Regions from separate parts of the Homo sapiens genome. Here regions 1 and 3 are each linked to region 2. Evidence: read pairs that join two places in POLR2A ChIA-PET (ENCODE). Cell type or tissue: OCI-LY7. All regions are shown on one strand. Links, peaks and the distances in the headings refer to the core of each region. The heading gives the core; the rest is flanking DNA.

The links. ChIA-PET counts read pairs that join two places held together with the same protein. Peaks named below come from ENCODE experiments on the same cell type or tissue, not always from the same donor. Only the 100,000 strongest peaks of a DNase experiment are listed, where the experiment ranks them.
Region 1: POLR2A ChIA-PET joins it to region 2 with 5 read pairs; 2 of 35 experiments call an interaction of 5 or more read pairs at or near these places.
Region 3: POLR2A ChIA-PET joins it to region 2 with 8 read pairs; 4 of 35 experiments call an interaction of 5 or more read pairs at or near these places.

Annotation. Positions count from the first base shown.
Region 1 is chr5:131,193,463-131,201,124 of GRCh38, reverse strand. LYRM7 (LYR motif containing 7) reads right to left here. Exons shown (of 5, transcript NM_181705.4): 5 at 1-1,594. The coding sequence ends at 1,524. Among named protein-coding and RNA genes, the nearest start is that of LYRM7, 26 kb to the right of the region's middle. In OCI-LY7, for the core only: no CTCF peak of the experiment used is centred there; no DNase peak of the experiment used is centred there.
Region 2 is chr5:131,644,227-131,651,888 of GRCh38, reverse strand. It overlaps FNIP1 (folliculin interacting protein 1), which reads left to right. Exons shown (of 18, transcript NM_133372.3): 16 at 1-87; 17 at 4,684-4,799; 18 at 7,126-7,662. The coding sequence ends at 7,204. Among named protein-coding and RNA genes, the nearest start is that of RAPGEF6, 13 kb to the right of the region's middle. In OCI-LY7, for the core only: CTCF peaks have their summits at 4,516 and 4,719; a DNase peak (open chromatin) is centred at 4,718; H3K4me3 peaks cover 1,513 bases; H3K27ac peaks cover 1,999 bases.
Region 3 is chr5:131,736,961-131,744,622 of GRCh38, reverse strand. It overlaps FNIP1 (folliculin interacting protein 1), which reads left to right. Exons shown (of 18, transcript NM_133372.3): 2 at 1-59. Among named protein-coding and RNA genes, the nearest start is that of FNIP1, 56 kb to the left of the region's middle. In OCI-LY7, for the core only: no CTCF peak of the experiment used is centred there; no DNase peak of the experiment used is centred there.

The DNA.
Region 1 (7,662 bases), core at 3,005-5,504, 450 kb after region 2:
CCAGGCTGGTCTCGAACTCCTGACCTTGTGATCTGCCCGCCTCAGCCTCCCAAAGTGCGGGATTACAGGTGTGAGCCACAGCGCCCGGGCCTATATCAATATATCTTAAAATTTCTAAGCCACTATCTTTAATAAACATGTGAATTATTAATCTCATCTGCTACTAATAATGACTATAAGAAAGAAATCTGGAGTTATTTAAATTAATATGAATGAAAAATGGAACAGGGAATTCAGGTTAAAGAAAAAAGCTCAGTGATAAAATATTCAATAACACTAAAATATAGAATATATATTAAATTTAAATAACGTCAGCCAACTTTCCTCAAAATATGTCATATAGACACTAAAATAACTGTAAGTCAGCACATTTATATAGTGATTATATACTGCGATGACATTCAGCATTCTCTTAAAAGGGCAAATTTCAAATTTGAAACGACTTTCATTTTTCTCTAGGTATAATTTCTAGATACATAACAATGCTTGCATTGAGAATCTTGCAAAAATTAAAAACCCTGTATCATCATCAAATGAGAGAATTTATCAGTGAATGGGAGAAAACATACTATTCACTGAGAAAATAGAATGGCAAAGATACACAGATAAAAGAGAAACAAGAAGAATATTAAACAGTATTTTACAGTTCCTAGTGTTAGATGGTAGAATGCCAGGACCTTTTGTGATACTGCCCATCTTGTCAAGGACAGGACATGTGGAAGAAGAGAAGCCATTTAAGTTTCATTAATTAAAACGATGAGAATGTAGCCACCGATTACATTTCACACTAAAGTCTAACTTTGTCTAAATACAGCTAATTCTACTAAGGCCATATTAAATAGTTTGATCAAGGGCCACTATTTCCTCTTTAAACTAGGATTTCTTTATTCCATAGTGACCCTAGGTGACTATAATATTTTATTCATCTATTTTCAGAAAACTGATAAAAAATGTCTTCATAAGAACACAGAGATACTCTCTATCTCTAAAAAGAAACTGTACAATTATATATTAGCTACAGAAATAATCCCAGTGCTTTAGAAAACAAAGGCCACTTTCTGTAGAGAGCTGGCATACACTGTGATTTTTTTGACCAATTTAATATTTTTCAGGACTAAATATCATTTTAATCTAACAATTTAAATGTAATAATTGCATTTCACATGGCAGGAAAACTCACCAATTTGTAAAAGCACCACATTCTCAAATAGCTATGGTAAGATCAAATACTCATCAAGGTCAAAGATTGAATATATCTCCCTAAGCATTTACTTTGCTTTATGAAATTTGATTTTCAATGAAAATGAAATGTTTTCTTATCTAATTTCCTTTAGAAATACTTAATTATGTTCTTTAGTTCTCAGTAATGACCTTTTAACATGAAATTTAAATATGAAGCTATTCTGTAATTCATTCATTTTCAATATGCCAGTTCAGGGAAAATGTCTGCATTTCCAGGACTTTTGCCAGAGTTGTAGATTTTAAAGTTAAAAAGTACAAAGACTTGTTGTATTCTAGAAAACTCATTGCTTCTGAGTTGGTGCATCACAATATGGCACATTTTCTACAAGAAGGTCTTTCCTAGGGACCAGTTCTGAAAGAAAAAAAAAAAAGAGAATAATTAACATCACTAAAATTAGAATTAAATGCAAGGACACTCATTTCCCCCTAAAATTTAAAATAGTAAAATATCCAGTTTTAAGATAAATCTTCCAGGGATATTTTATTTCAGTTGATATCTAAGGTGGCATCCTTGACTCTAATTAGAATTAATAGCATTCTCATTTCAGATTATATAAAAACATATATGATCCACTTAACCCTTTATCATTAAATATAGCAAATCAAATAACTGAAGAGAATTCAGCTAAAACTTCTATTATTGGTCATTTAATTACCAATTACTGATAATGAAAACAACTGGAAATTTTGCTTATACTATCTACTATATGAAAAGCAAGACTGGTCTCCTAATTTAAAGATTCTAAATTTTAAATAACAATTGTTCTTAAAAGAGGGTGTTTTGTGTGGTCATATCAACTGGAGAATGCTACTGGAATTTAGTGGGCAGGAGCCAGGGATGCTAAACCTTCTGTAATGGGTGGAACAGTCTGGCATAGTGAAGAACTGTCCTGTCAAAAATGCCAATAGTGCCCACATTGAGAAATATCATAAAACAACAACAAAAACCTGTTGAGTCCTAGGTAAGACATCTTGCTGGAGTTAAGATAAAGCTCTTAAGATACAAATTTTTGGCCGGGTGTGGTGACTCACGGCTGTAATCCTAGAACTTTGGGAGGCTAAGGAGGGATGATCATTTGAGGTCTAGAGTTGGAAACTAGCCTGACTAACATGGTGAAACCCCATCTCTACTGAAAAAAAAAAAAAAAATCAGCTGGGTGTGGTGGTGCATGCCTGTAATCCCAGCTACTCAGGAGAATGAGGCACAAGAATCGCTTGAACATGGGAGGCGGAGGTTGCAGTGAGTGAGCCGAGATGGTGCCACTGCACTCCAGCCTGGGGGACACAGTGGCAGTCCACCTCAAAAAAAAAAAATTCCAAATTTTTGAGGAGATACATTGATTTCTTCTTCTTTTCTCCAGAAGAGCTGAACCTAGATGAGCTATCAATCAAAAAATGCTTGCACGACCTTCTACAAAATAACCTGCCTATACTTTTCAAAACATCATGGACATGAAAGACGAAGAAAGACTGAAGGACTGCTCTAGATTAAGGATACCTAAAGAGACATGATGACTACATGCAATGTGTGATCCCCAATAGGATACTGGTCCACAGGGAATTTTTTTTCCTTTTGCCATAAAATACATTATTAGGACAAATGGAAAGATTAAATGATAGCATTGCATCAATATTAATACCCTGGTTTTGGTCATTATATTGCAGTTACATTAGAGAATGTCCTTGTATATTTAGGAAATACACACTGAAGTATCTTAAAAAAATATACTCTAAGGTATTTCTCCAGGAGATCTAGACCCAAATGGGCTGTCATAATTCTAAAAATGTTCATTTGGGGTAAATAGGCATTATGTCTGCAACTTACTCTCAGAAAGTTCAGGAAAAAAAAATGAGGGAAACACAATAAGGCAAATATGGTAAAATGTTAGCATTTGTAGAATCTGGGTAAAGGAAATTCTCATACCCTTCAACTTTTGCACTTTTTTTGTAAATCTGAATTATTTCAAAATAAAAAGGTTTTAAAAATATATATATTTACACACACACACACACACACACACACACACACACACACAGTGGCCAGATGCAGCGGCTCATGCCTGTAATTCTGGCACTTTGGGAAGCTGAGGTGGGAAGATTGCTTGAGGCCAGGAGTTTGAGACCAGCTTGGGAAACACAGCGAGACTCTGTCTCTACAAAAAATTGTTTAAAAATTAGCTAGGCATGGTGGTGCACACCTGTATTCCTAGCTACTCAAGAGGCTGAGGCAGGAGGATTGCTTGAGCCCAGGAGTTTGAGATTACAGTGAGCAATAATTATGCTACTGCACTCCAGCCTGGGAGACAGACTCTCTCTCTCAAAAAAAAAAAAAAAAAAAAAAGACAGAAGACAACACTAAAACAAATTCAACCCAAAAGGCAAACTGAATATTTCACTTAATTAAGAAAGAACTGGTCTGACTAAGAATAGTGCTCTTATTAGCCAGATGATAAATTTGGCTTACTGAAATGAAAACCAGTTAAATAAGTATTATTTAACCATTGTTTATATCTCACTTGCTTTTACCAAACCTATGGAGATTTCATCAGAGAATAAATTGTAGTGTGCATTTTAACTTGTTAACAATGGCAATAATTTGTTTCACTTATCAAACCTATATGTGCCTATTTCATGCTAGACATTACATCAAGAAATTAAGATATGAAGGTGAATATATAATAGTCTCTTCAGCTTCCAGAAACTCACAATCTAATGGAAAAGATAGCTAGATAAACAACAAATTATAGTATAATGTCATGTGTTACAAAAGTGGAACAAGACTTTTATGGGAGAATGGAAAAATAAATGGTTAAATATACCCATATCACTTTAGAGTATGTTCAGTTCTGAATAACCAAAGTCCAAAAGCTGGTTTAAATAAGTAAGAGATTTAATTTTTCTCACATTATCAATAAATACAGATTAAAGGACAGGCATGGTGGCTCATGCTTGTAATCACAGCACTTTGGGAGGCCGAGGTGGGCGGATCACAAAGTCAGGAGTTCGAGACCAGCCTGGCCAACACAGTGAAACCCTGTCTCTACTAAAAATACAAAAATTAGCTGGGCGTGGTGGCAGGCACCAGCTACCAGGGAGGCTGAGGCAGGAGAATCGCTTGAACCCAAAGGCAGAGGTTGCAGTGAGCCGAGATCGTGCCACTGTACTTCAGCCTGGGCGACAGAGCTAGACTCCATCTCGGAAAAAAAAAAAAAGAAATACAGATTAAGGCAGTTCTGGGCTAGTGCTTGTCCTTAGTGATACTAAGGACCCAGGCTCTTTCTCTCTTCCTGTTCTGCTACCTTCCATGAGTGGTTTTGTCTTCACTGCTGCTTGTCATATCACATCTGCACTCCAGATGGGAAGAAGAGAGAAAAGGGCAAAAGGAGAGTGCCAGCTCAGCCTGCTCCTTTTAAACAGGAAAACAATGACTTTCTTGGAAGTAACACCGAATAGACACGGTTTATATAGACCAGAAAGGTGTCACATGGTCTGGAAAATAACTTTTTTTTTGCTTGGTACATTGCACCCTGAACACAATTTCTCAGTTAGTAAAAAAGAACAGGAGAAGCCAAGCACGGTGGTTCACACCTATACTCCTAGTACTTTAGGAGGCCGAGGTGGTTGGATTGCCCGAGCGGTAGTCCCAGCTATTCAGGAGGTGTGAGGCATGAGAATCGCTTGAACCCGGGAGGCTGAGGTTGCAGTGAGCCAAGATCGTGCCACTGCACTCCAGCCTGAGCGACAGAAGGACACTCTATCTCCAAAAAAAAAAAAAAAAAAGAACAGGAGAATAGATACTGGAGAGGCAACAAGCACAACCCCTTTGGCTATGCAAAATGCATATAAATCCTTCTTTCCATCTGTAGCATACATCCACTCACTACCTGTCCCCTCAGGTCTCATCTAGACTGAAATCAAGGATGTTTGGTTACAGTGCTAGTGTTTCCATTAGGTCCTGCTGAGCCTCATTGTTCTAAGGTGGAGATACTGGGGAAGATGCCCTTCTTTGGGGCTTTAAAAGCTTTCATAGTCTACTTCCTGGTGATAGGAGTTTAGGGGCCCAGGGGTGGCCTTAAGAGGTGAAAAGAGCTAGCCAGGCCTGGAGTTTCTTGGCAATACAATTCACTCAAAAACTTTATAAGCTTCAAATTGGTTTCCAGTCATTTCCATGCACAAGTAGCCACAGAAAAATAAGGATGAAGACTGTCATCCTTTGGTAGCAGCCTCTACGTTCTGCCCATCTCCTTAACCCTTACCTTAGGGGCCACTTCTTAAAGCAATGAAGAATAGTAAGTTCCAGTCAGTAAATGAATCATATATCTAATCTTTGTCTGGAAGAATGAGAAAGTCTTGAGGCATCGATCTTATTTCATGTTACAGCTCAGAATTTCCCTGCTTGTACTGGCTTTAGTTTTAGTGGATAAGAACAATTAGCATTTTTAACTCTCCAAGGCTCTAAATTATGGGACTCTTAATCAATTAGACTCTAGGCTGTAGACAGAATTGTGCCTTTTAGCAAAGTAATACTTTTTTCTATCTCTGCTTTGTGGGCTAGCTTAATCTGCATTCAACCTCTTTTTCAATTTTATTTATCATTATTATTATTTTTTGAGACAGAACCTTGCTCTGTCTGTCGCCCAGGCTGGAGTGCAGTGGCTGTGATCTCGGCTCACTGCAACCTCTGCCTCCCATGTTCAAGCAATTCTCCTGCCTCAGCCTCCCGAGTAGCTGGGATTACAGGCGCCCACCACCATGCCTGGCTAATTTTTATATTTTTCAGTAGAGACGGGGTTTCACCATGTTGGCCAGGGGGCTGGTCTCAAACTCCTGACCTCAGGTGATCTGCCCACCTCAGCCTCCCAAAGTGCCGGGATAACAGGTGTGAGCCAGCGATCCCGGCCAATTTTATTTTGCCTAACTCATATCACCAGGAAGTGGACTATAAAAGCTTTAACTGTTGGTCTTTGTTACTAGTCACAGAAGCAGCCTCTGGCTGCTTAGAAGCTGGAAAGGCATTAAACAGGTTGTTTCAAATTGTCCAGAACCAGGCAGGCTTGAGACTAAGCTTCCAGAAACAATGACCAAAGCCATACCACAGAAATAGGCTAATGATAAAAACTGCTGCTCTCTCGTGGGGTGCCAGAAAAAAATGCTGCCATTTTTACCCTCATGGAACACAAGATGCTACACTTCGGATGTTGCCAGAAACTCAACCTTACTATGTCTGCTCTTGCCACCATACCAATGCTACTTCTCTTCTCCATGAGGAACTTGATCCTGAAACCACTGATGCTACTCCTGCCAGCAAAACAGATTCTGTGCTGAATACAAGTGAGTGTGCTTCACCTAATCAAACGCCTGTGCCTGAGCTACAAAGGAAACAGAGGAACTTAAATTCTCTAGGTTCTGTCTTAGGGATTTAGAATTCAGGCAGATTGGAAGTCTTGAAACAAAGCAGCGTTATTTGAAGAGTAGTAAATTCCCAGAAAACCTGTCAAATATCCACTATTTTACTTCTTTACCCAATTCACCTTATTGGATAATCTTTGGCATCAAAAGATATTTTACAACTGAATTCTTCTGTATTCATTAACTGTTAACACTTTAATTAGGTCAAATGCACTCCAACTATATTTATATGCTATATACTGTTTTTATTATAATTTTGTCTTATAGATTGTAAAATCCCTGACTTTGCTTTCCACATTAGATACTGAGTACTATAACAGCCTTAGTTTGTTGATGTTGCCAGATCTTTAAAAAGGAACTGCATTGAGATCATGGTTTATTTCCTGTACTTCAGGCCCCTGAAACGCCTTATCTACTCTGGTCATATTAGATATATCAATAAAAAGCAATTTCTTTTTTTTTTTGAGACGGAGTTTTGCTCTTGTTGCCCAGGCTGGAGTGCAATGGCGCAATCTCGGCTCACTGCAACCTCCGCCTCCCGGGTTCAAGCGATTCTCCTGCCTCAGCCTCCTGAGTAGCTGGGACTACAAGCATGTGCCACCATGCCCGGCTAATTTTGTATTTTTAGTAGAGATGAGGTTTCTCCATGTTGATCAGGCTGGTCTTGAACTTCTGACCTCAGTTGATCCACGTGCCTCAGCCTCCCACCAAGTGCTGGGATTATAGGCGTGACCCACCGCACCCGGCCAAAAAGCAATTCCTTGAAATAAAGTCTTTATCTCAATTTTGGACCAAAGTACAAATTTAGGTAAAGATTTTAAAATAAATTATTATGGATAGCATAGTTTATAATAGTGTGACAATCACAGAGATATTTGGAATCCAAATAATTTAAAGGACATTAAAATATTTCACACTGAAGTTCCAGAAATACTTCTAAATATTTCAAGCACATTATGTATATTATATAAATGATGACTTCAAATTAGGGAAACTGTAACACAAAAGTGT
Region 2 (7,662 bases), core at 3,503-6,002:
GGAAAGGAAGTATTGGTTTCCAGTCTTGTTTCCAATCTGCTTCATTCCACACTTCAGCTTTATAAGCATAACTTGTCTCCAAATTTTGTAAGTATGTGTAACACTGCTTGCATTACTTTAAGCACTGCTTAAAGCTTTCATCATTGTTTTTTCTGAAAAAAAGCTGTTAGGGACTGAATGTTTGTGTCATTACCCGAACTCATATATTGAAGCCCTAATTCCCAGTGTGACAGTATTTGGAGATAGGATCTTTGGGAGGTATCTAAGGTAAGATTAGATCTTGAGGGTGGGGTGCTCTGATGGTATTAGTGGCCTAAGAAGATGAGGAAGAGAAAGATTGTTCTGTCTCCACCATGTGAGGACACAGTGAGAAAACAGCTGTCTGCCAGCAGGAAGAGAGCCCTTACCAGAACCCAACCATGCTTGCACCTTGGTCTTGGATTTGTAGCTTCCAGAACTGTGAGAAAATAAATATCTGGGGTTTTTTGTTTGTTTGAGACAGTGTCTTAATCCCATCACCTGGGTTGGAGCACAGTGGTGCAGTCTTGGCTCACTGCAGCCTCAACTTCTTGGGCTCAGGTGATCCTCCTGCCTTAGCCTGCTGAGTAGGAGGAACTACAGGCACGTGCTACCACACCTGACTAATATTTTGTATTTTTTTAGTAGAGATGGCATTTTGCCCCATTGCCCAGACTGGTCTCAGACTTCTGGGCTCAAGTGTTCCTCCTGCCCCAGCCTCCCAAAGTGCTGAGATTACAGGCATGAGCCACCATTCCCAGCTATATATCTGTTTTTTTTTTTTAATCCATCCAGTCTATGATACTTTGTTATGGCAGCCCAAGCTAAGACAGAAGGGGTTGTGTACATGTCTGTATGTTCTGATTTCAGCAGCCAGAATTTTTGATCATGTGTAGTATAGTCATGCAACATCTCCCAGCTTTGTGTAGAATGCCAGTACATTCTGGATCCTCATTGTCATGTCAGGACTTTTATTGATCTCTTTATAATACTGGTAACCTCTTTCTAAAGATCCCATTTCCAACTTTCAAGGTTCTTTCTTTCACTTATTAGGAGAACTATAACATACCATAGTTAAAAAGCTCTGTAGTTCAAGATGATAAAGGATATCTATGACAAACCCATAGCCAACATCACACTAAGTGGTGGAAGACTGAAAGTATTTCTCTAAGATTAGGAAAAAGACAATAAGACCCACTTTCCCTACTTCTGTTCAACATGCTACTGAGAGTTTTAGCCAGAGCAATCAGGCAAGAAAAATACAAAAGACTTCAAGATTGGAAAAGAGGAAATAAAATTATCTCTGTTTGCAGATGACATGATCTTCTCGTACATAGAAAACATAAAGATCCCACAGAAAACTGGTAGAGCTAATAAGCAAATTAAGCAGATTTGCATAATACAAAACCCATAAAAATAAGTTGCATTTCTATATACTTATTCGAACAATGAACACTCTGAAAAGAAAATTAAGAAAACAATTCCACTTACAATAGCACCAAAAAGAATAAATTACTTAGGAACAAATTTAGGGAGACAAAAGACTCCCTTGTACACTATAAGGTATAAAACATTATTGATAGAAATTAAGGACATATATAAATGAAAGCACTTCCCATGCTCATGGATTGAAAGACTTAATATTATTAGGATATCATTACTACTCAAAGTTATCTACAGATTGAATGTAATCCCTATCAAAATCCAATTGATATTTTTTGCAGAAATAGAAAAACCCATCTTAAAATACATTAAGAATCTCAAGAGACCCCAAAGAGATAAAACAATCTTGAAAAACAACAGTGTTGGTAGATTTCACATTTCTTGATTTCAAAACTTATTACAAAGCTACAGTAATCAAAACATTGTGCTACTGGCATAAGGACAGGTATATAGACCAATGGAATAGAATGGAGATCCTAAAAGTTAACCCTCACATATAAGTTTAGTTGATTTTCAACAAAAGTGCCAAGACCATTCAACAGGGAAAGGAGTCTTTTCAACAAAAGATGCTGGGAAAACTGGATAGCCACATACAAAAGAATTATGCCACGTACAGAAATGAACTCCAAATGGATCAAAGATTTAAGAGCTAAAACTATAAAACTTACAAGAAAACCTAGGGGATAATCTTTGTGACATTGGATATGACAGTGACTTCTTGAATTTGAAACCAAAAGCATAGGTAACAAAAGTAAAAAAATAGATAAATTGGATTTCATCAAATTAAAAACTTTTGTTTATTAGCTATCAACAGAGTGAAAAGACAACCTATAAAATAGAAAATATTTGCAAATCATATATCTCAAAAGGGATTGATACTCAGAATATATAAATAACTCCTACAACTCAACAGGAAAAAAATAATTGAATTAAAAAATGGCAAAGGACTTGAATAGACGTTTTGCCAAAGAAAATATACAAATGGCCAATAAGCACATGAAAATATGCTCAACATCATTAGTCATTAGGGAAATGCTAATAAAACCACAGTGAGCTGCCATTCAATACCTGTAAGGATGACTATGATAAAAAGAATCCACAAAAAATAGTAAGTATTGACCAAGATGTGGTGACCTTGGAACCCTCATGCATTGTTGATGGTAATGTAAAATGGTGCTGGAGCCGTGGAAAAGTTTGGCTGTTCCTCAAAAAGTTTAACATTGTATATTACCATATGATCTATTAATTCCACTTCTGCGTTTATACTCAAAACAATTAAAAGCAGGGATTCAGGCAGTATATACTCTTGTTCATAGAAACATTATTCTCAATCGCCAAACGTTAGAAATAACCCAAGCATCCATCAGCAAATGAATGGATAAACAAAATGTGGTATAATATATACAATGCAATATTTATTCAGCCATGAAAAGGACTGAAATTCTAATACATGCTACAACATGGATGAACCTCATAAGCATTATGCTAAGTGAAATAAACTAGACACAAAAGGACAAATATTGTATGATTCCACTTATATGAGGTACCACAAATAGGCAGATTCATAGAGACTGAATCTAAAATAGTGGTTACCAGGGGCTGCGGGTAAGAAGAGAATAAGGAGTTATTGTTTAATGAGTACAGAGTTTTTGTTTGAGATGATGAGCACAGAGTTTTTGAGATGATAAAATGTTCTGGAAATGGATGGTGGTGATGGTTGCACAACATCGAATGCTCTTAGGACTATATAATTATATACTGTAAAGTGGTCAATATAGTAAATTATATTACATATTTTATATCTACATATATTCTGCAGTTAAAATTTTCTTATGGCATTATCAGCCTAAAGCATTGTGAAAAAACATACACTATAAAACCACAACCATTTGGTTGTGTTTTACAATAATAAAGTAGATTTTTATTAGGAGCTTTTAATAACTGATTTTCATTGGAAAGGAACACTCTGTATGAATTTAATGTTTAGCACCTGAAACTTCTGTTTTTTCCTCAAACATGTTTAGCATCAATTCACATGATAAATCACCTATTTTAGTAAATTGAGCAAGTTAATTGACATTAAACAAAATGTATGTGTTTCAGGTTTTTTTTTTTTTGTAACTTTTGTCACCCAGGCTGAATTGCAGTAGTAATCATGGCTCAATGCACCCTCAAAACCCCTGGGCTCAAGTAGCTAAGACTACAGGCACGTGCCACCATGCTCGGCTAATTCTTTTTTTTTTTTTTTTTTTTTAATTTTTGTAGAGACAGAGTCTCACTGTGTTGCCCAGGCTGATCTCGAACTCCTGGCCTCAGATGATCCTCCTGCCTCCACCTCCCAGAATGTTGCGATTACAAGTATGAGCCACCATGCCCAGATGTGTTTTAATTTTCAGTCTTTCAGCTTAGAAATTGGGGAACCACATAGCATTCTTTGTGAACTTTTGCAAACTGTTTTTTATTCTCCACAGGAGAATACATCCTTTCCTATGTAAATACATTTGAAAAGTATTAATTTATAAAAATTTTATATTTATCAAATTTGAAATAAAAACATAGTGAAAAAAGTTTTGGAAATGGATAGTAGTGACGGTTGCACAACATTCTGAATGTACTTAGTGCCACTGAAGTATATTTAAAAATGGTTAAAAAGGGCTGGACATGGTGGCTCACACTTGTAATCCCAGAACTTTGGAGGCTGAGGTGGGTGGATCACCTGAGGTCAGGAGTTTGAGACCAGCCTGGCCAACGTGGTGAAACTCCATCTCTATTAAAAATAGAAAAGAAATTAGCCGGGTGTGGTGCGCATGGCTGTAGTCCCAGCTACTCAGGAGACTGAGGCAGGAGAATTGCTTGAACCCGGGAGGCGGAAGTTGCAGTGAGCTGTGGTCGCGCTTTGCACTCCAGCCTGGTTAACAGAGCAAGACTCCATCTCAAAAACAAAAAACAAACAAAAAATGGTTAAAAGGGCAAATTGTATGTGTATTTTTGCACAGTTAAAAAAAAAAAAAGACGCTGTAGAAGCTAATCTTTGATATGAGCCAGAAAAAGTTTCACTTCTCTTTTTAGCTAAAACTACATACTTTAAAAATGTGCTCCAAATTTTAGTTCATATTGAAATAAACAAACAGAATTGTCAAAAACATTATGTTTTGGAGTTTGCCATGACTGAGAGTTGCAAACTGTTTTCTGACCTGGTTCTTGGTTCCTCCCTAACTGCAGTGTGTAATGCATCTTGAAGACCGGTTGCAGGAGCTATACTTCAAAAGTAAAATGCTGTCTGAATACCTGAGGGGGCAGATGCGTGTTCATGTCAAGGAGCTGGGAGTGGTTCTGGGGTATGTTAATGGTTTCTTTTTTGGCTTTGCTTTCATTGCCCTGTCATCAGGCAAGGAATTTTCCTCAGAATTGCCCTTTTTCCTTTTACGTGTCTTCTCCTATTAGAAGCTGGAGGCTGTTATCATTTAGGTTGCCCTGTACCATGTAATAGCAGGTTCCCTGTCATCCACTAATCTGAAAGGCATTATCCCTTGTGCCATTACATACAGTAGGTTGAGAATATAATCACAGTGAATTAAAATCTGAATTTTTGTCTCAGAAACATAAGTACATACTCATTTATTAAATATGTTGCAAACTCATTATTCCAAGTATCTGCCCTGCCTTCCACATGAGCTGGTTGAGGTAACAGAAGTCTGTAGATGGTAATACGTTATCCATATATTACTCCTTCCCCCCCATTAACTATATATTATATCTGTCTACTCTGCATTATTCTCTGGCAGAAAACAGTTATCAAAAATGCTTACTGAAGGAGGAATGGGAAGTTGGTAGGGGGGGCATAATATAGCCCTATTTCATTATGTTCTGTGGTCACTTTTCTTGTGTTCTCTGGCCACTTTAGGTGGGTTCATATGAATTATTTCTTGAAATGCCATTAAAGAAAGCAAAACAAGCTAGAACTTTTATCTAATTTGGCTTTTATGATGGGAAAAGAAACCAATATCACTGAGAACCTACTGTATGTCAAACCACATGAAAATTTTTTACTAGTGTTATTTCTTCATTCTTACTATCATCCTGCAGTGTGTAGGCAGTGTTATCCAGGTTGGAAACAGATGATTCTGAAGTTAACATGCCAGATGTCACACACTGGTAGGACTAATTAGGGATTTGAATGACTCTATATCTTTTTTACTTTAGACCCTATTTATATTCTGTAGTACCACACTGTTGGTCCAGACTTGATGATTTTGACTTGAGTTATACAGAGAGAATTGTTCTCCAGTATTTGGAAAATCAGTAACAGGATATAACCTTGTTTTTCTGGGGAGTGAGCTGTGTGTTTAATGCCTTTATGTAAAAATATTTAAGACAAGTTTTAAAAAGTAACATAAATGTAACCAAAATTCACAGTGCATTTTGGCATACAATGAAAAGTAAGTCATTGTCTTCTTCCCCCAACTTCCAACCCCTACTCAAACACTGTTAACAGATTGTTTTGTAGAATTTTTAAATGAATATTATTTAAAAATCTAAGTTGAGTTATACTCTTGTGTCCTTGTACAACTTGCCTTTTACTATATCTTGAATGTTCATATAAGCACAGAATAATCTCATTCTTCCTAATGGCTGTCTAGCATTCCCTTATATGTTGGAATTTAGATTATTTTTAGTTTTTTGCTACTATAAACCAGTGCCAGACTGAATATAAGTCTCTGACATTTGTAGGATAAATTCCTTGAAATAGAATTTTTGGTTAAAGGGCCTGTATTGATAGATAGTTTGACAGATTATACTGAATACTCTCCAGAAAGTTTCAAAATGAATTCCCACAAACAGTAAGAGGCACTCTTCTCAGTACTGGCTATTACCAGATTTGATCTTTGCTAGGCTACTATCTAAAAAATGGTATCTGATTTTATTCACATTTCTCTAACCATGAGGGAGTCTGATTAATATTTTCTATGTTGGTTGGCCATTTTTCTTTTCCTATAAATTTGTGGTAGGATGTATTTTGAAGTAGCTCCCATTACTTCCAATACATCTTATTATAGAAACATTTGAATCCAAAACAATCTGGGTACACATTATTATTCTTTGTTTTTTTTTTTTTTTGAGACAGGGTCTTGCTCTGTTGCCCTGCTGTTGGTACATAGCTGACTTCAGCCTCAACCTCCCAGGCTCAAGAGATCTTTCTGCCTCAGCTTCCAGAGTAGCTGGTACCACGGGCACACACCACCATGCCCAGCTAGTTTTTAAAATTTTTTTGTGGAGACAGGGTCTCATTATCTTGCTTAGGTTGGTCTTCAACTCCTGGGCTTAAGCGATCCTCCCAACTAGGCCTCCCAAAGTGTTGGGATTACAGGCACGAGTCACCTCACCCAGCTATTATTACACTAGATTGCAGTTGTTAGTCATTGTGCCATGCCCCAGTTCATGTTCCATCAGCATGTCATTGAGACACTTTTCTACGTTTATGATGTTGTTACTCGTATCTGTAGTTCTGTGTTTTATTTACTGAGAATTTTTCCTTTCGGCCAGAGTGGCCTAGCTCCTTAACCGTTGAGGTATAGTGACCTTACAGTTGGTGGTCATTGCCTGTAGAGTTCATGTCCTCAGTACAGAAAATCAAAACTGACATTTTTTTCCCCTTTATTTCAGGATTGAATCCAGTGATCTTCCACTTCTGGCTGCTGTAGCAAGCACTCACTCTCCATATGTTGCACAAATACTCCTTTAATATACCTAAAAATTGTTAGAAATTGGTGGGAAAATAGGTAGAAACCAAGGAAGCAGACACAACATGCATTTATGGAGATTCTTTTTCCCTTTTAGACTTCCATCTGAATGAGTCAGTCACCAGGGTATTCTGCATAGCATTGTATATTCTGTGTATGTCAGATGGCTTTTTCTTTTTGACTGGACTTTTGGGTGGTGGTAGATTTTTAAACAAATGAAATTAAAGCAACAATAATTTTGAAGCATTTGAAAAAGCCAAAGTGTACGGTAGAAATTTCTACAAAATGAATATTATCAAGAGTTTCATGTGATCACTGCAGTGTTGTCACAGCTCATAAATAGCAACAGTGTCTCATGATTTAATGGCTCAGAAATAGTTATTCATTAGTTTTTAATTTTTAATTTCTAAGGTACAGAGATCTATAAAACCTTGATTATTTGTTAGTTTTGCAATTCAAA
Region 3 (7,662 bases), core at 2,375-4,874, 94 kb before region 2:
GGAGAAATGTTTTGTTTGACTCCAGTGTTAAGAGAAGAAATGAGGACATATCAGTATCGGTGAGCATCATTATTGATTTGGTTGACTTTTAATGTTGAACATTTTGATAATTCCAGTATTATCAAACTGGATAATTGGGGCTGAGGGAGAAGGAAATGACTGGATATTGGGGCTGAGGGAGAAGGAAATGTTTGGTGAATCTAACATTTTGATTTGAATAGCTGAGGAGTGGTTTGATGCTTAGGAGTCATAGAATTGGAGACAGTCAAGCAGACAGTTGAAATCCAAGGCTAACTTAACAAATGTGATAAGCATGACTTCTTTGTATTTAGACTGCTGACAACAGCTCAGCAGAACTTGGCTGAGGCTGATTTTTTTTTAATTATCTCGATTATTTTTTATTACTTTTTCAGCAAACATTTATTGAAGTTTTTTTTTTTGTATTTGATAGTATCCTATTGAATTTCAACATATGCCTCTCCCTTACTCTTAATTTTGATTAATGCTGTTCATTTTGTGTTTGTTCAGCTTTTCTCTTTTATGTTAAACAGCCCTGTAAGAATCCACTCATGCTGTTTTTTGAACTCTCCCTGCATACCTTTTCTGGGACGATGCTTCATTAGTCTCATTAATTTCTCTCCTGCGATGTATTCCTTCATCCCTCTCAGCTTTTCTCTTTGCTTGGAAACATTCACAAAGCTGCTAAAATAATTTTTCTTTACTTTTTCCTTCAGGTTTGTGTTTGTCTAGTTCAGGCTACTATAACAAAATACTGTAGACTGGGTGCCTTAAACAAGAAACTTTGGTTTCTCCCAGCATATTTGAGTTTTTTGTGAGGGCTGTCTTCTGGGTTGCAGACTGCTGACTTCTCACTCTACCCTTTACATGGTGGAAAGAAGGCAAGAGAACTCTTCAAGTCCTTTTTATAAGGACACCAACCCCATTCATGAGGACTTCGTTCTTATGACCTAATCACCTCCTAAAGTCCCCACCTCCTAATATCGCATGGTGGGTTAGGACGACATATAAATTTTGAGGAGAGACACACATTCAGTCCATAGCAGTGTCCTTCTCTGTCTTTTCCCATCCCTGGCCTCTTCGTCCCTCTCAGTCATCTTTCTTGGTGTCTGTTGGTGTCTCTCATTTTCCCTTTGTCTCTCTATCACTCAGGCTCTCTAGAGTGTCTCTTCTCAGTCTCTCTGTTGGTCTCTCCTTGGTCTTCTCTGTCTCTCGGTGTCTCAGTAGTAATACATTGACTCTCTTCTCAAACTATCCAGTTATTACTCAACTTTCTGAAATTTGCCTATAAACCTACTCTTCTTTTTATTATAAAACTTTTCTAGAAACTCATCAGTGTCTAGAAATCAAACATTGTTGACTACTTCCAGTCTCATTTATTTTATTATGCCTTTATCCTATATACTATCTCCCTTAATTGAAAATTTATCCTCCTTCAGAGTTTATCACAACTTTATGAATCCTTTCTGATTTTCTCTAGGTAGATTTATTTTCTCCTCCATCAGAATTCTCATAATTCTTTACTCATATTCATAGCCTTCTATATCATAGCTGTATTCGTATGTGTATTTGTTACTAGACTGGGAAAAAAACCTTAAAGTAAAAAATTGTCCTGTTACTCACCTTTATTTCCTACACTGCACATTGCCTTACATGTGGTAAGTACTCAGGACACATTTTGATCGATTGTAATTACTGTTAGGAAGTTTATTTTCAAAATCCTGTAAATACTCTCCTGAAGATTTTATGTCTTCCTTTTGAACACTACTGTACATATTGAAATACTCATTGTTTGTCCTGGGTTCTATATATGGAAAGAAGGACATTGTGCTGTAAATTTTTTTAAACTTTCTACATTATAATTTGGGTTCATACATAATAAAGACATTATGTTTAAGCATTAGCAGTTTGCTGTATGAAAGTAAATTATTCAGCTTTGCTGTATTTGTACAATATTCTATTTTGCTGTGGTAAATGTTGAAGTAACTTCTCATGTTCTTCTTTCTTAGTTTTAAAACACTTTTCTTAGTTTAAAACAATTTACAAGAGAGAATAAGGACTATAAATATTATTTTGACCATTTAATATACCAAAGCCTTTTCTTTTTTGAGACAGGGTTTTTTGTTGTCTGTTTGTTTTCTTGAGACAGGGTCTCGCTCTCTCGCCCAGGCTGGAGTGCAGTGGCACAATCTCAGCTCACTGAAACCTCTGCCTCCAGGCTCAAGCAGTTCTCGTGCCTCAGCCTTGCGAGTAGCTGGGATTACAGGTGTGCACCACCACACCTGGGTAATTTTTACATTTTTAGTAGAAATGGGGTTTCGCCTTGTTGGCCAGACTGGTCTCGAACTTCTGGGCTCAAGCGAACCGCCTGCTTTGGCCTCATAAAGTGCTGGGATTACCAGCGGGAGCCACTTTGCCTGGCCTATTTACCAAAACTTTTATTGAAAACATTCTTTTTAAAAAAATTAGAACATAATGTCGCCATGAGTTATAAACAGAAAGTCAAGCTTTAGAATGTGAGCCTTGCAAAATTGTTTTACTCTGTTCGCTTTATCAAAAAAGAAATTAAAACATTTTCTCATTTGGAAGCAGCGTCCATCTGTCCTGCTATGTTGCCCAGGCTGGACTTGAATTCCTGGGATCACGCAGTCCTCCCTCTTCAGGCTACTTGGGACAGTTTGTTATCAGCCTGAATCTGAATTTTTGAAAAATATCATTTGAAAATTGCCAAGTAGGAGTAGAAGATAGTAATATTTGGGCTCACTCAATATGTTTGAGTGTATTTAATTAAATCAAAATCCTATTGATTGTTTACTGTGAAGCTATTTCAGCGTTAAAAAATAGTCATTGTAAAAATACTTACTGGAGTCCTTTTAAATGTGTAAGACACATGGCAGTTTTCCTTGTAAAGATTATAGATGATCATAATTCACTTTGAGTACCTTTTATCTGGAGTGTGAGAGAAGGCAATATTTCACAGTGGAATATTGATCCATTTCTGCGTTTGGTTGAACCAAAGAATTGTCAATGAAGAATATAACAGCAGTTTATTAATATAAGCAGATCATTTTTGTATTTCCATGCAAAGCAAACATTGTGTATGTAGAGTATATTTAATGGGTTTTGGGAGAAAATTAGGAAGCTATGTATTTTATTACATTTTAAATTCTATACAAAGTGAACTACATAAATGCTTTGATTATGCTTCAGAAACCAAAGTACTTTGCATGCTCAAATAGTGTCTTATGTAAGTTGAAATAAAATTGTTAATCAGTGTATAGCTTCCTCAGAACTCATTTTTTCAGATCTGTTATATATTTTATGAAAAATGACTGTTGAATTATAAAACCCAATTAAAGTGAATATGTGTAGTGATCTTAAAGAAGTGTTACCGGAAAGGGGTCTGGATCCAGACCCCAAGAGAGGGTTCTTGGATCTTGAGCAAGAAAGAATTCAGGGCAAATCCGTAAAGTGAAAGCAAGTTTATTAAGAAAGTAAAGGAATAAAGAATGGCAACTCCATAGGCAGACCAGCCCCGAGGCCTGCTGATTGTGGGTTTTTATGGTTATTTCTTGATTGTATGCTAAACAAGGGGTGGATTATTCATGCCTCCCATTTTTTACACCATATACTGTAATTTACTGATGTTGCCAGTGGCATTTGTAAACTGTCATGGAGCTGGTGGGAGTGTAGTAGTGAGGATGACCAGAGGTCACTCTTGTCGCCATCTTGGTTTTGGTGCATTTTAGCCAGCTTCTTTACTGCAGGCTTTTTCATCATCAAGGTTTTTATGACTTATGTCTTGTGCCAACCTCCTATCTCCTCCTGTGACTTAGAATGCTTTAACCATCTGGGAATGCAGCCCAGTCGGTCTGAGCCTTATTTTACCCAGCCCCTATTCAAGATGGAGTTGCTCTGGTTCAACATCTCTGACAGAAGAACCTTCCCGTGGTAGAAAAATATATTGAGATATGGTTTCGATATGAACACTAACATAGCCAAATGGATCCATTCTGATTTTATCACACTATTATCCTTATCCTAGACATTGTTTTTATGTCAACAACAGTGCAATGCTATTTCATGAGTTCCCAGTTAAGTTATATGACCATTCACATGTATCAGCTTTCACTGATTCTAAACAAGGATAAAGTTGTACATCAGTAAATTCACATAACTTTGGAAAGATGATTACAGATTTTAAGACATGAGAAACACTCCGAAGCATCGTACAGTGCTAATTGAATAGTTGAGTCTTATTTATGATATCACATTTGCACATAGGATTTGGTTAGATAATTGGATTTAGGTTAATATACAGAAATCAGTAAGCTCAATATATGCAAATAGCTTCCAGTTTGAACACATAAAAGTGAGACATTCATTTAAAATAGAAATTAAAATGACAAAGTTGCCTATGCATACACTTAACAAAATCTGTAAGTTTAGAACTTTAAAAGTCTTCTTAAGGGACGTAAAAACGTACCTTAACAAATGGAAAGGCTAAACATATTCCATGGCAGTAGTCAATGTTATAAAGTTGTCCAAAGTGCTTTGTAAAATAATGCTATCACAGAAACAATGTTATCCTTATTTTTGTGTGTTTGGGGTGGGGGTAGTGTCTGGAACTAAATAGTGGATTCTAAAGTTCAAATGGAAAAAAATTAGCAATGATTGGTTGGAAAACTGAAAAAGAAGGGCAGTGAGGATGAGCCAGTCCTATCACATTTGAAAATATACTGCACAGTCTCAGTATCTAAAACAGTGTTTTTTTTTTTTTTTTTTTTTTTTTGAGCTGGAGTCTCACTCTGTCACCCAGGCTGGAGAGCAGCGGCGCAATCTCAGCTCACTACAAGCTCCGCCTCCTGGGTTCACGCCATTCTCCTGCCTCAGCCTCCCGAGTAGCTGGGACTACAGGCACCGGCCACCACGCCCGGCTAACGTTTTGTATTTTTAGTAGAGACAGGGTTTCACTGTGTTAGCCAGGGTGTTCTCCATCTCCTGACCTCGTGATCCACCCACCTCGGCCTCCCAAAGTGCTGGGATTACGGGCGTGAGCCACCACGCCTGGCCAAACAGTGTGTTATTGACACATAAATAGGCAATAGACTAATGGAACAAAATAGAGGATCAGAAATACATCCAAATACGTTCAGGAATTTTGGTATATGATTAAGGCATCATCTTAAATGGTGTTGAGACAATTAGCCATGTGGAAGAAAGATTAATTTAGACTCATACTGTTACTACTTACTATTATTATTATTTTAAAGATGGCGTCTTACTGTTTTATCCAGGCTGGTCTCAAACTCTTGGGCTCAAGCATGAGTCACTGTGCCCAGCCTTAATTTGGATTCATATCTTACAGTGTACATCAGGATGAAACCAAGTATATCAAACATTTAAATATAAAAATATAAAACTATAACATTACAAAAGAAAAAATGAGGGAGTTCCTATATATCTGTGGAGTGGAAAAGGTATCTCTAGGCTGGGTGCAGTGGCTCACGCCTGTAAACCCAGCACTTTGGGAGGTCAACATGGGTGAATTACTTGAGGCCAGGTGTTTGAGACCAGTCTGGCCAACATAGGAAGACCCCGTCTCTACAGAAAACATAAAAATTAGCTGGGTGTGGTGCTGAGTGTCTGTAGTCCCAGCTACTGGGAGACTGAGGCAGAAGAATCACTTGAGCCCAGGAAGTGGAGGTTGCAATGAGCCAGGATCACGCCACTGCACTCTACCCTAAGTGACAAAGCAAGACCCTCTCCCCGCTGGCCAAAAAAAAAAAAAAGGCCGGATGCAGTGGCTCATGCCTGTAATCCCACACTTTGGGAGGCTGAAAGGCTGAGGAGGGTGGATCACATGAGGTCGGGAGTTCAAGACCAGCCTGGCCAACGTGGTGAAACCCCGTCTCTACTAAAAAAAAAAGTACAAAAATTAGCCGGGTGTGGTGGCACGTGCCTGTAGTTTCATCTACTAGGGAGGCTGAGACACGAGAATTGCTTGATCCCAGGAGGCGGTGGCTACAGTGAGCCAAGATTGCAGTCATGCCACTGCACTCCAGCCTGGGCAACAGAGTGAGACTCTGTCTCAAGCAAAGATATTTCTAGCTATGAGTTAAAATTCAGAAGCCATAAAGTAAAAGATTGACAAATTTGACAGCCAATTTTTTTTCAACTTGCATGATAAAACAGAAAACAACACCATAAGGAAAGTTAAAAGACAGATGGCAACCTGAGAAAACACTTTGACAATTTAAAATGCCAAGTGTTAATATAAAGAGTTCCTAGAAATCAAGAACCACTCAGTAGATAATTGAGTGAAGGACAAGAGCTGAGCGTTGATATACAAATTGATATGACACGTTTAATAAAATCATACGTTTATAAGATCCTCTCCCTTATCCATAATTAAGAAAATGAAAATCAAAACTATACTGAAGCTGGGCATGGTGAGGTGAGAGGATTGCTTGAGCTCAGGAATTTGAGGCCAGCCTGGGCAATATGGTGAGAACTCAACTCTTAAAAAAAAGAAAAGCAAAAAAACCTATACTGAGATTTCAGGTCTTTCCTTTTCTAATGACAAAAACTAATGTCTGCTGATCTGAGGTGGAACAGTTTCATCCTGAAACCATATCCCCACTACCCTGCCCCAGTCTGCAGAAAAATTGTCTTGCACGAAACTGGTGCCTGGTGCCAAAAAGGTTGGCAACCGCTGTTAAGCACTAGGGAATACAGGTGAATAAAAGAAGACATAGTCCTTTTCCTCATGGAACTAAGAATCTAACAGGAGAAAGAGACAGTTAACAGATAATTACACAAATATGTGTAATGAAATGTGTATTCCAAGTATGTCTAATAAAAGTAATAATGATAGCAGCAGCTAACTCACGTTAGCACTTACTATCTTTACATGTAAAGAGTAAATATATGTAAAACAGAAGAGTACTACCATTATTATTCCGATTTATAGATAAAGAGGTTAAAGGATGACAATGTTTAAGTGAATTGCCATGAAAGGACTTCATTTAGTCTAGGGAGATCAAGAAAGTGATATTTTAAGCTTAGACTATGGGGGAAAAATGCGTTAAGAGTTAAGGTGAAAGAGGAAGCACTTGAGAGAGCTGGAAAGACATTCCAGGCTGAGGTAACCCTGTATGTCCAATCTCTGAAACAAAAGTTTGCTAGAGGAAGAAAAGGGACATACTTCAGTTCCAGGACTAAAGCATAAAAACACACCTAAAAGTGTGTACAAAAGGATGCACATACACACACATACTATTCTCCCATCAGCTCCTCAGCTGTTGTTTCTCTACTCCCTCCCATCTTGAAGTCGTGACTTTTCTGAAAGCAAACAGCAGCAACTACAGTGGCAGATGGTCCTGTAATGAGGGGACAAGGTGCAGTCAACAACAATCCCTCATGTAAGCACAGGACTTCTATAAGCAGGAATTGTAGGAAAAAGGGTTCAATTTCTTATTATTTTACTTTGTTATCTCAGAGAAGTGATGCTGTACTTTATGTCTAGCCCACAAAAACAAATACCTTCGAATTATGCAAAAAAAGTTATAAATATTACTGAAAAATACAACTGGCTTTCTATAACTAGGTTATAATTTTTATTAACTTTTTGAAACAATCACA